Linked DNA regions of Homo sapiens: region 1 is linked to region 2. The links are chromatin loops, found by intact Hi-C in ENCODE. Cell type or tissue: right lobe of liver. All regions are shown on one strand. Region 1 overlaps SMAGP (small cell adhesion glycoprotein). Region 2 overlaps LETMD1 (LETM1 domain containing 1).

The links. Peaks named below come from ENCODE experiments on the same cell type or tissue, not always from the same donor. Only the 100,000 strongest peaks of a DNase experiment are listed, where the experiment ranks them.
Region 1: a loop joins it to region 2, with 2.3 times the contacts of the local background. A loop is called at or near these places in 41 of 110 quality-filtered maps.

What each region holds. Positions count from the first base shown.
Region 1 is chr12:51,244,165-51,249,164 of GRCh38, reverse strand. It overlaps SMAGP (small cell adhesion glycoprotein), which reads left to right. Exons shown (of 4, transcript NM_001031628.2): 3 at 2,334-2,414; 4 at 3,046-4,607. The coding sequence ends at 3,224. It also overlaps a transcript of DAZAP2 not described here. Among named protein-coding and RNA genes, the nearest start is that of DAZAP2, 7.8 kb to the right of the region's middle. RefSeq lists enhancers at 213-714, 715-1,214, 1,215-1,716. In right lobe of liver, a CTCF peak has its summit at 2,386 (motif pointing right); a DNase peak (open chromatin) is centred at 2,624; H3K27ac peaks cover 1,805 bases.
Region 2 is chr12:51,054,417-51,059,416 of GRCh38, reverse strand. It overlaps LETMD1 (LETM1 domain containing 1), which reads right to left. Exons shown (of 9, transcript NM_015416.5): 5 at 3,396-3,582; 6 at 3,172-3,273; 7 at 2,915-3,067; 8 at 1,289-1,385; 9 at 1-56. Among named protein-coding and RNA genes, the nearest start is that of LETMD1, 8.6 kb to the right of the region's middle. In right lobe of liver, no CTCF peak of the experiment used is centred here; a DNase peak (open chromatin) is centred at 2,956.

The DNA.
Region 1 (5,000 bases), 190 kb before region 2:
CCACGCCCTCCCTGGTGCGTCACCCTCCGGGAACTTCTGCATGTTCAGCTAGTTGTTTTTGGGGTTTTGTTTTTGTTTTTGTTTTTGGATGGGGTCTCATTCTATCCCCCAGGTTGGAGTTCAGTGGCGCGATCTCAGCTCACTGCGACCTCCACCTCCTGGGCTCAAGCGATTCTCATTCCTCAGCCTCCCAAGTAGCTGGGATTACAGGTGCACACCACCATACTTGGCTATTTTTTTTTTTTTTTTTTTTTTTTTTTTTTTGTGGTATTTTTGGTAGAGACAGGATTTCGCCATGTTTCCCAGGCTGGTCTCAAATTCCTGGGCTCAGGAAATCACCCACCCTGGCCTCCCAAAGGGCTGGGATTACAGGCATGAGCCACCATGTCCAGCCATGTTCAACTATGCGGAAGCTTTCTGAGGCCAGTCCTCTTGGGTTTTTAATGGAAGCTTCATGATGTCAGCATTCCCTTCCCAAATTCTCCCTCTGGAATGAGGATCTTATGACCCACTATGGGAAAGGCAGAGGAAGATTAGAGTCCTGCCTTGGGGCAGGTGAAGGGAAGGGCAGGAGAAGGCTGGAGAGATGCTGTTTCCTGAGGCCCGCTCCTGCGGTGTGACACACCCACATCATAACACAAGGCTAACGGGCTGTGGGAATTAGGAGCCAGGAACTGGATGAAAACCTAGAGAGAGAGAGAGAGAGAGAGAGAGAGAGAGAGAGAGAGAGTGTGTGTGTGTGTGTGTGTGTGTGTGTGTGTGTGTAAAACACCACAGTAACCATTCGCCCAAGGCCAGAGTGGTTGAGGGTACTACCATTCCTAGACAAAGAGGGGACCAGAGAGAAAGGTTTGGCCTGGCCTTGGGAGAGGAAGCGCTCTGGACAGCCTGCCTCTGCTTTCTGTATTGCAAGATGAGGATGGTTCATCAGGCTCCCCTGGGCCCGCGTGGAAAGACCCTTCAACACTCTTGGCCCCTCTTAGCATAGGCCCACCAGACCACCACTGATACCCTCATTTCACTTGCTGTGGATGGAAACCTGAACGTGTCAGGCACTGGACGGGAGTCATGCTCACACCGCGCTCGGGCCACGCTGGCCTTTGAGTCCCCTGGTCTCAGAGCTTTGACCCAGGCTCTTCTCTCTGCCTAGAATGTGCCCCATCCCTGTTACCCGGTAAACTCTTACCCCTGCTTCAGCTCCCAGGTCAGATATTCCTCCCTTGGGGGGTCGCTTCTGGCTGGAAGACTAGATCAGGCCCCTCGGCTGCACACTTTCCTAAGTGCACTTACAGCAGCTCCTCACCGTGCAAGCTGTGGGGTGCAGTGGAGGGTGAGCCTCGGGAAGCTGGCCGTGTCTGTTTTGCTCGACCTTTCATCTAGCACAGGGCCTAGCAAAGAGGAGGCAGTGGGTGAGTGTTGCTGTTTATGGGATGCCAGTCAGGTCGGGGTGCCTCCTGTGGGTGTTGCCAGGATCAGCCAGCTGGTTTTCCCCAGGAGACCTCTATCCTGCAGTAACCTCTACATTAAAATGCTAATAGGAAAGAATGGAAGGGCTTCCTGACTTCCTGTGTAAACACTTAAAAGGGACTTCTGGAGACCACTCATTTTGTCATGTTCTGTCCCTGGGTAATGACTTTAGGGTGGGACTTTCACGCTCTGAAGGATAAATAAACCCGTAGCAGGAGGGGGTGCAGGATCTATTTTAGGGTAGAGGAGAGGCCTGTTTCAGAACCTTTCAAATTGCAGGGCCTATCCTGGAAGTGTAGAAAAGGGTTTTTAATAGGAGAGGAGCACTATTTCATTATGTTAAAATAATGTTTACAAAGAATTAGTAAGAATGCTGCAAGAAAATGCACATGCTATATAATATAATGTAAATATATACACATACAACTCATTTGATCTCACTTATTGTAAAAATATGCATTCCTAATAATGGCTTATCCTACTGAGTGACTTATTAAATGTCACAACAACGTTTTAAAGTAGGTACTCTTACCTCCATTTTGCAGATAGAGGTTAGGTAATTTTCCCAAGGTCACACAGCTAGTAAAGGACAGAGTTCATATTTGAAACCCAGTCTGTCAGGCTCTATAGCCCCTACTCTTAATCACTATATTATGCAGGGAGAAATCCATCAACATATTGTCTTTGGGTGGTGGTTTATTTTCTTCTTTATTCTCTAGGATTTTCTATTTGGATATACTCTAGGAGTTAAATGATAAACTTTTGAATAGGGAAGAAGGTGGGGTGGTGAAATTTGAAGGCCAAACATATGCTTTCAAACAAAAGAATTCACTCCATTTCCTTTTCCACTTTTCTACATTTTCCAGAAGAACTGATGACCACCCCAATTTTACAGCCCACTGAGGCCCTGTCCCCAGAAGATGGAGCCAGCACAGCACTCATTGCAGGTAATAGACTCTGAGCCAACTCCAAGGGACCTTCTGGATCAAGGGCATCTCTCTCCAGAGGGAGCCTGACCAAATCCATTAATGGGCTCACTCTGGCTTGTAAGTTATATTACACACACACACACACACACACACACACACACACAGCCATAAAAGACTCGGAGGCTTCTGTCAGAGGCACTACCAGTAAATGACAGGTTGGGAGGTGGCCGCAAATAGATATGCATACGGACGTTACACTTGAGTACGTGGGTAGGGACGAGGATATATGTGGTTGGTTGAGTGGGTGAGGAAGAGGGGGAGGATCAGATAAACCACTTCCTGTTAGGATAAGCCATTTCCTGTTCCCTCCTTCCCGTTTCTTTAAGAATCAGGAACTGGTTTGGGAGGCAGTTCAGTTTTGTCAGAAATCAAAAGCATGTGTCCTTAGCTTAAGCACCAGGAGACTCCAGCTATTATGTGCCATGGAAATTGGGGTTGGTGGGGGAACATGGGTTTGGATGGAAGTGGACACTAGTTAATGAAAACAAGAGGATCTTTACGAAAACAGTGACTAAATCAGATGACTCCAGGAACTACTGAGACATCCTCAATCCTGAAACATCTCTACATTTTCCCTCTCCTTTCCAAGTTGTTATCACCGTTGTCTTCCTCACCCTGCTCTCGGTCGTGATCTTGATCTTCTTTTACCTGTACAAGAACAAAGGCAGCTACGTCACCTATGAACCTACAGAAGGTGAGCCCAGTGCCATCGTCCAGATGGAGAGTGACTTGGCCAAGGGCAGCGAGAAAGAGGAATATTTCATCTAATGACTCCCAGGCCCCAAGGAGCTTATTCCTGGCTCCATCGCTAACACGTTGACTGCTTATTATGGGAAAGTTTTCTCTGAAGCCAGGGAGAAGCATTGATTGATGTGGGCAAATCCAAGCTCCAGCCAGGTCGCAGTCCCAAATGCCGACATCACTGACTCCAGGGACCAGGGACATGGAGAAAGCTGTTTATGATATCTTTAACCAGGCCCTCTTACTAGAGCTGGTGTTTGTGACTGGCCAACAAGATGTGGCTATGCCAGGGGACATCTGAGTATGTGCCCAGTCATCTTTTTTCACAGGTTGAAGGGAGAGAAAAGATTTTGAGTTAAGGTCATTGGCTGCTCTACTCTGTCCCCTACCTGGTCACCTAGTGATAGCCCCAGTGGAGATACTGTCCATACAAGGTCTTCCCAGAGGCTGGATACCACAGTAAAAGGCCAGGCCAGGAGGGGTAGGAGACTATGGAGATCTTACCTCCTGATAAATGTGCTACACCCCCTAATCTGAGCCCTTCCTTTCCGTGTTCCCCAACAACCTCATGCTTACGTGATTTTTATTCAAATTAAAAATTTTCATTGCTACAGAAATCAGATTCTCATGTGCAAGAAGTAACTACATTTTGACTTATTTTTGCTTAAACATTTTTGACATTTTCTTTTCCCTATTTAACGCCTTTACATATGTTCTCTTCCAAGCAATAAGAACCCTAGGAAAGTTCTAGAAGTTTGCAGAACTATCTCAGGGATTTGAGACAAAGATGGTGCAGGAAAGCTTGTTCCAGGGGAACATCATTAGAAACATACCCTGGGAGGGCCGGGTTCGGTGGCTCACGCCTGTGATCCCAGCACTTTGGGAGGCCGAGGCAGGCGGATCACAAGGTTAGGAGATCGAGACCATCCTGGCTAACACGGTGAAACCCCGTCTCTACTAAAAATATATAAAAAAAATAGCTGGGCGTGGTGGCGGGCGCCCATAGTCCCAGCTGCTTGGGAGGCTGAGGCAGGAGAATGGCTTGAACCCAGGAGGCGGAGCTTGCAGTGAGCTGAGATTGCACCACTATACTCCAGCCTGGGCAACAGAGTGAGACTCCGTCTCAAAAAAAAAAAAAAAAAAAAAAGTACCCTGGGAGATGAGTTGGTTCAAGCCTCCATCCTGGCAAGGGCCAGAATTTCCCAGAATCCCTTCTACATATATACAGAAGGAACCAGAAAAAATCAACCTACCACCTTTCCCAGTGTATCCTCAGAATCAAGCCAAGAAGCTTCTTGGATTTTAGTCTCAAGATAAGTTGTGTTTAAAAGGCACATTTTGGTATAAATTATTAGCTCATCAGATATTGTTCACTTTGGAATTAAAGCTAGATCTCCTTTGAAGTCTTAATGTATTGCCTCTGTTGTCCAAGCTCAAACCCAACCAAGTTAAGATCAAGAGCTGAGGAATCTGGCTGGGTGCAGTGACTCACTGCCTGTTATCCCAATACTTTGGGAGGCTGAGGCAGACAGATCACTTGAGGTCAGGAGTTTGAGACCAGCGTGGCCAACGCAGTGAAGCCGTCTCTACTAAAAGTACAGAAATGAACCAGGTGTTGTAGCAGGTGCCTGTAATCCCAGCTACTCAGGAGGCTGAGACAGGAGAATCACTTGAACCCGGGAGGTGGAGGTTGCAGTGAGCAGACACTGCCACTGCACTCCAGCCCGGGTGACAGAGGGAGACCCTGTCTCAAAAAATAAATAAAAGAGCTGAGGAATCTATCTTGGCAACCTAGATTCTATG
Region 2 (5,000 bases):
AAGGTAGTTGGTGGAGAGCAGGACCACGTTGTGCAGCAAGAGAGACAGCTCAGCTTCTGAAAACACAGTGTTAGTGGTTTGGCTTGGGAACACTGCCTTATAACTGCCTTGTTATATATGGCTTAAGCCTGGAGGCAGGAAGCCAAGTGCAGGGAGGGGTGGAATGAAGAAGCTGTTTTTCTCAAAGTTCCCCTTCTTTGTTTCAGCCCCTGTATGCATGCCTTCCTTTCCTTCTACTATATATTCGTATCAACTCATCCTCTATTTCTCATGTGATTGCAGTAGAAAATTCAGAGATGGTAATGGTACTAAACACCAGTCGCGTTGGGATTCTTCTGGTAGAAGTTGGTGCTCTAGGGACATTTCTCAGCTTCAAGATTAGTAGGCCTACCCTAACATCCAAAGGCCCACAAAACATCAAGACCTAGCCTAAACAGGGGGCAAACAAGCCTAATACATACCCTCAGATGCTTTGTGTTTGGTCAGCAGACTGTTTTTTTTCTGAGTTTGAATGCCTTTAGACCAGTACTTCTCAACGGGGACAATCCTGCCTCTCTCCTCCCCACCCCTAGGACATTTGGCAATGTCTAGAGACATTTTTGGTTGAGACAACTGTGGGTGAAGGGGTGCTACTGGCATCTAGTGGGTAGAGGCTAGGGATACTGCTATAATAAATACCTATAAAGAACAGGATAGGCTGGACATGGTGGCTCACGCCAGTGATCCCAAAACTTTGGGAGGCCGAGGCCAGCGGATCACCTGAGGTCGGGAGTTCGAGATCAGCCTGACCAACATGGAGAAACCTGGTCTCTACTAAAAAAAAATACGAAATTAGCTGGGCGTGGTGGTGCATGCCTGTAATCCCAGCTACTTGGGAGGCTGAGACAGGAGAATCACTTGAACCCAGGAGGCAGAGGTTACGGTGAGCCGAGATCGCACCATTGCACTCCAGCCTGGGCAACAAGAGCGAAACCCCGTCTCAAAATAAATAAATAAATAAATAAATAAAGCACAGGATATTCCCCCCATAAGGAAGTGCCAAGGTTGGAAAATTCACACTAGCATGCATTCACTCTTAGGTTTCCACAGTCCCCACTACTCCCTCTTGTCTTATGGCCTACTTCGTTACCTGCCGGGCATGCAGTAGGCATGTGAGTTTGTGCCCTTTCAATTAGATGTATGTATATATATGTCTCACAGTACTCAATAATTAACTCCAAAATGACCTCAGAATAAAATACAAAAGTGACTTGGATTTTAGTGGTATAACCACAGAAATGTGTTTTACCTTTCAGGCTGCAGGAAATCTGCAGCCATTCTCCCAGCCAAGTTCGACACCTATCTTCACCAATATGCGTAGAATTCAGGCCACGGAGATAACAAGCCTATACCACTCAGAACAGAAATGGTCCTTAATAATCATAGAATGATTATGCCAAGGAAATGGAAATCCACAAACAATCCTAAATCTCCTTTAAATAAGTTACAATCTCACCGGGCACGGTGGCTCGTGCCTGTAATCCCAGCACTTTGGGAGGCCGAGGTAGGCGGATCACGAGGTCAGGAGTTGGAGACCAGCCTGGCCAATATGGTGAAACACCATCTCTACTAAAAAATACAAAAATTAGCCAGGCGTGGTGGCATGCACCTGCAGTCCCAGCTACTCGGGAGGCTGAGGCAGGAGAATCACTGGAACCTGGGAGGCGGAGGTTGCAGTGAGCCAAGATCATGCCACTGCACTCCAGCCTGGGCAACAGAGCGAGACTCTGTCTCAAAAAAAAAAAAAAAAGTTACAATCTCATTCCCACATGAAGCCTTTCCTCATGGCAATTTGAAAACTAGTGATGGACAAGATGACAAAAGCAAAGAGTCCTATATAAGCTAAAATAGTAGGTCTAAACTGCAGTATCCTTGCTTTCTGAAGTGCCAGAAGAAAAGAAATACAAACCAAAATTTCTGTGGGCAATTCCTTCCCCCTAGCTAAGTTTCTTGAGAAAAAAGACACAGAAATGAGGTGAGGAGCTGGGCGCAGTGGCTCATGCCTGTAATCCCAACACTTTGAAAGGCCAAGGCGGGAGGATCACTTGAGCCCAGGAGTTCAAGACCAGCCTGGGCAACATAGTGAGACCCTGTCTCTACAAAAATAAAAAATAATTTTATTTTATTTTTTGGGTTTTTTTTGAGACAGAGTCTCACTCTATCACCCAGGCTGGAGTGCAGTGGTGCGATCTTGGCTCACTGCAATCCACCTCCTGGGTTCAAGCAATTCTCATGTCTCAGCCTCCCAAGTACCTGGGATTACAGGCATGTGCCACCACTCCTGGCTAATTAAAAAATAATTTTTAAAAAGGCCGGGCACAGTGGTTCACGGCTGTATTCCCAGCACTTTAGGAGGCCAAGATGGGAGGATTGCTTGAGGCCAGGAGTTCAAGACCAGCTTGGTTAAAATAGTGAGACTGAAAAATAAATAAATATGCTGGGTGCGGTAGCTCACACCTGTAGTCTCGGCACTTTGGGTTGATGGATCTCTTGAGGCCAGGGGTTTGAGATCAGCCTGGCAAACATGGTGAAACCATCTCTACTAAAAATACAAAAAATTAGCTGGGCGTGGTGGTGCACACCTGTAATCCAGCTACTTGGGAGGCTGAGGTAGGAGGATCACTTGAACCGGGAGGCAGAGGTTGCAGTGAGCCAAGACTGTGCCACTGTACTCTAGCCTGGGCAACAGAATGAGACTCTGTCTCAAAATAAATAAATAAATAAAAATAAATCATAAATAAATAAATGAAGTGAGAGAATAAAGAAGCTGGGTTCTATAAACAAACAAGACAAGGAGCCCCTGTAAACCTCCGGCCTGCCATAGGCTCAAAAGCACACCAAGGGTTGAGGGTTGATGTTGCAATCAAGCTCTTACCGATTTTACTTCCTGAGCAGTCAGCTGGCCAATCCCCAGCTTTGCCAAAGCCTTGTCCAGTTGGTGAATCACAGTTGTATGAGTCTTCAAACGATGTCTCAACAAGGGAGGAGGCAGGTAAGATGTGAGAAGCATGGCCCGGCTCAAGGCTTTCTGTAACACAACCACATAGGAGGGGAAAGGCAAATAGTATGAGCTCAAGCAAACACCTGAAACATGGTGATGCTATGGAAAAGAGAAGCCCTCAAAGTGCTCACCACGTGCAAAGCCTGGAGTTGGTTCATGCCCAGAGGATGGTTAGAGAAACACTCTCTCAGAGCCAAGATATCATGTATTGCTGGGTGGGTACCACGCTGTATCTTGGAAGAGGTAAGAGATTTGTAGATGTTAGGAAAGTCCTGACTACTCCTCTTACCTAGTTTAGTGCACACTGAATCTAACAAGATTCCACATTTGTAGGAAGGGTTAACTGCAGGAATACCTTGGTGCACAGATCTGTCAGACGCCACCGGAGTCCTGCATCAGAAATGAGAGGGATGACCTTTTCTAAATAACTAATAATTTCTGGGTGGGACTGCTTCCGGAAAGCATGATAGATATCTAAGAAATCAGTTTGTTGTTTTGGGGTCCAGAAATGCCTGATCAGTAGTTGCCTGGGAAACAGGTACCTGAAAGGAGAAAGAATCACAAACTCACTTGCTGAAACTGGCTTCTTTCAGAGGAAGCCAAAGAAAGCATTTGGTAGACATGAATACTAGGAAGAAGAGATGGAGACACTATTTCCCTACCTCAGTGTTCTTTTTCTTTTTCAGTTTTTTTTTTTTTTTTTTTTTTTTTAAGAGACAGGGTCCCCTCTCTCACCCAGGCTGGAGTACAGTGGCAAGATCACAGCTCACTGCAGCCTCGACCTCCTAGGCTCAAGCAATCCTCCCACCACAGCCTACTGAGTAGCTGGGACTACAGGCACAGGCCACTATGCCTGGCTAAGTTTTTAATTTTTTTGCAGAGACGGGTCTTGCTATATTGCCCAGGGTGGTCTCAAACTCCTGGTCTCAAGCAATCTTCCTGCTTCAGTCTCCCCAAGTGCTGGGATTACTGGTGAGAGCCACTACAGTCAGCCCTTTCTCTTAAGTGACTCTCAGACCAAAGTTTATAAGACACACTGAAGCACAATTTCAAGCACCATTACTGAAATGGGATGTGAAAGGAAGGACTAGCAGAATAGCCTGCCACGCAGCAATCAGATATAATGACTCATTTTGAACTAAAGCATGTGAAGAGCATGCTTTGGAGAGAGTTGCAGCCTGACCAGGACACTATATGTGATGTTGACAATCTAACTATAGCACAGTCCTTATGTGGACCCAGTATGTAAAAGGCAACTGATTTGTTGTTTTTTTTTTGAGACAGAGTCTCGCTCTGTCACCCAAGCTGGACTGCAGTGGCGCGATCTCGGCTCACTGCAACCTCTGCCTCCTGGGTTCATGCGATTCTACTGCCTCAGCCTCCCAAGTAGCTGGGATTACAGGCACCCGCCACCACGCCTAGCTAGTATTTTGTATTTTTAGTAGAGACAGGGTTTCACTGTGTTAGCCAGGATGGTCTCAATCTCCTGACCTTGTGATCTGCCCGCCTCGGCCTCCCAAAGTGCTGGGATTACAGGCGTGAGCCACTGCACCTGGCCACGATTTGTTTTTTAATTTATTTATCTACGTGTTTGGTGGTTTTAAAACATGACCTCAAATTCTCTGGCACTTGTCTCATGGAGAGCTGAGGTCTACATCCTGCCCTTTTTTCATTCTAGGTGACTGATTCAATCAATAGGACAGAGCAGCAGTGACTCTATGTGACCTTCAAGACAAGGTTATAAAGTCATGTAGATTCTTACTAGAACCCCTCACTCTTGGAGCCCTGAGCTCCCAAGTTAGAAGTCCCACTATCTTGAGGCTGCCATACTGAAGAAGCCACATCTGGGCACTCTGGTTGACAGTTCTAGCCGTGTAGCCATCCCTGCCAGGGCACCAGACATAAGAGTGATATTGGACTTTCCAGACTAGTCCATTCAGCAGCTAAATATCACTAAGGG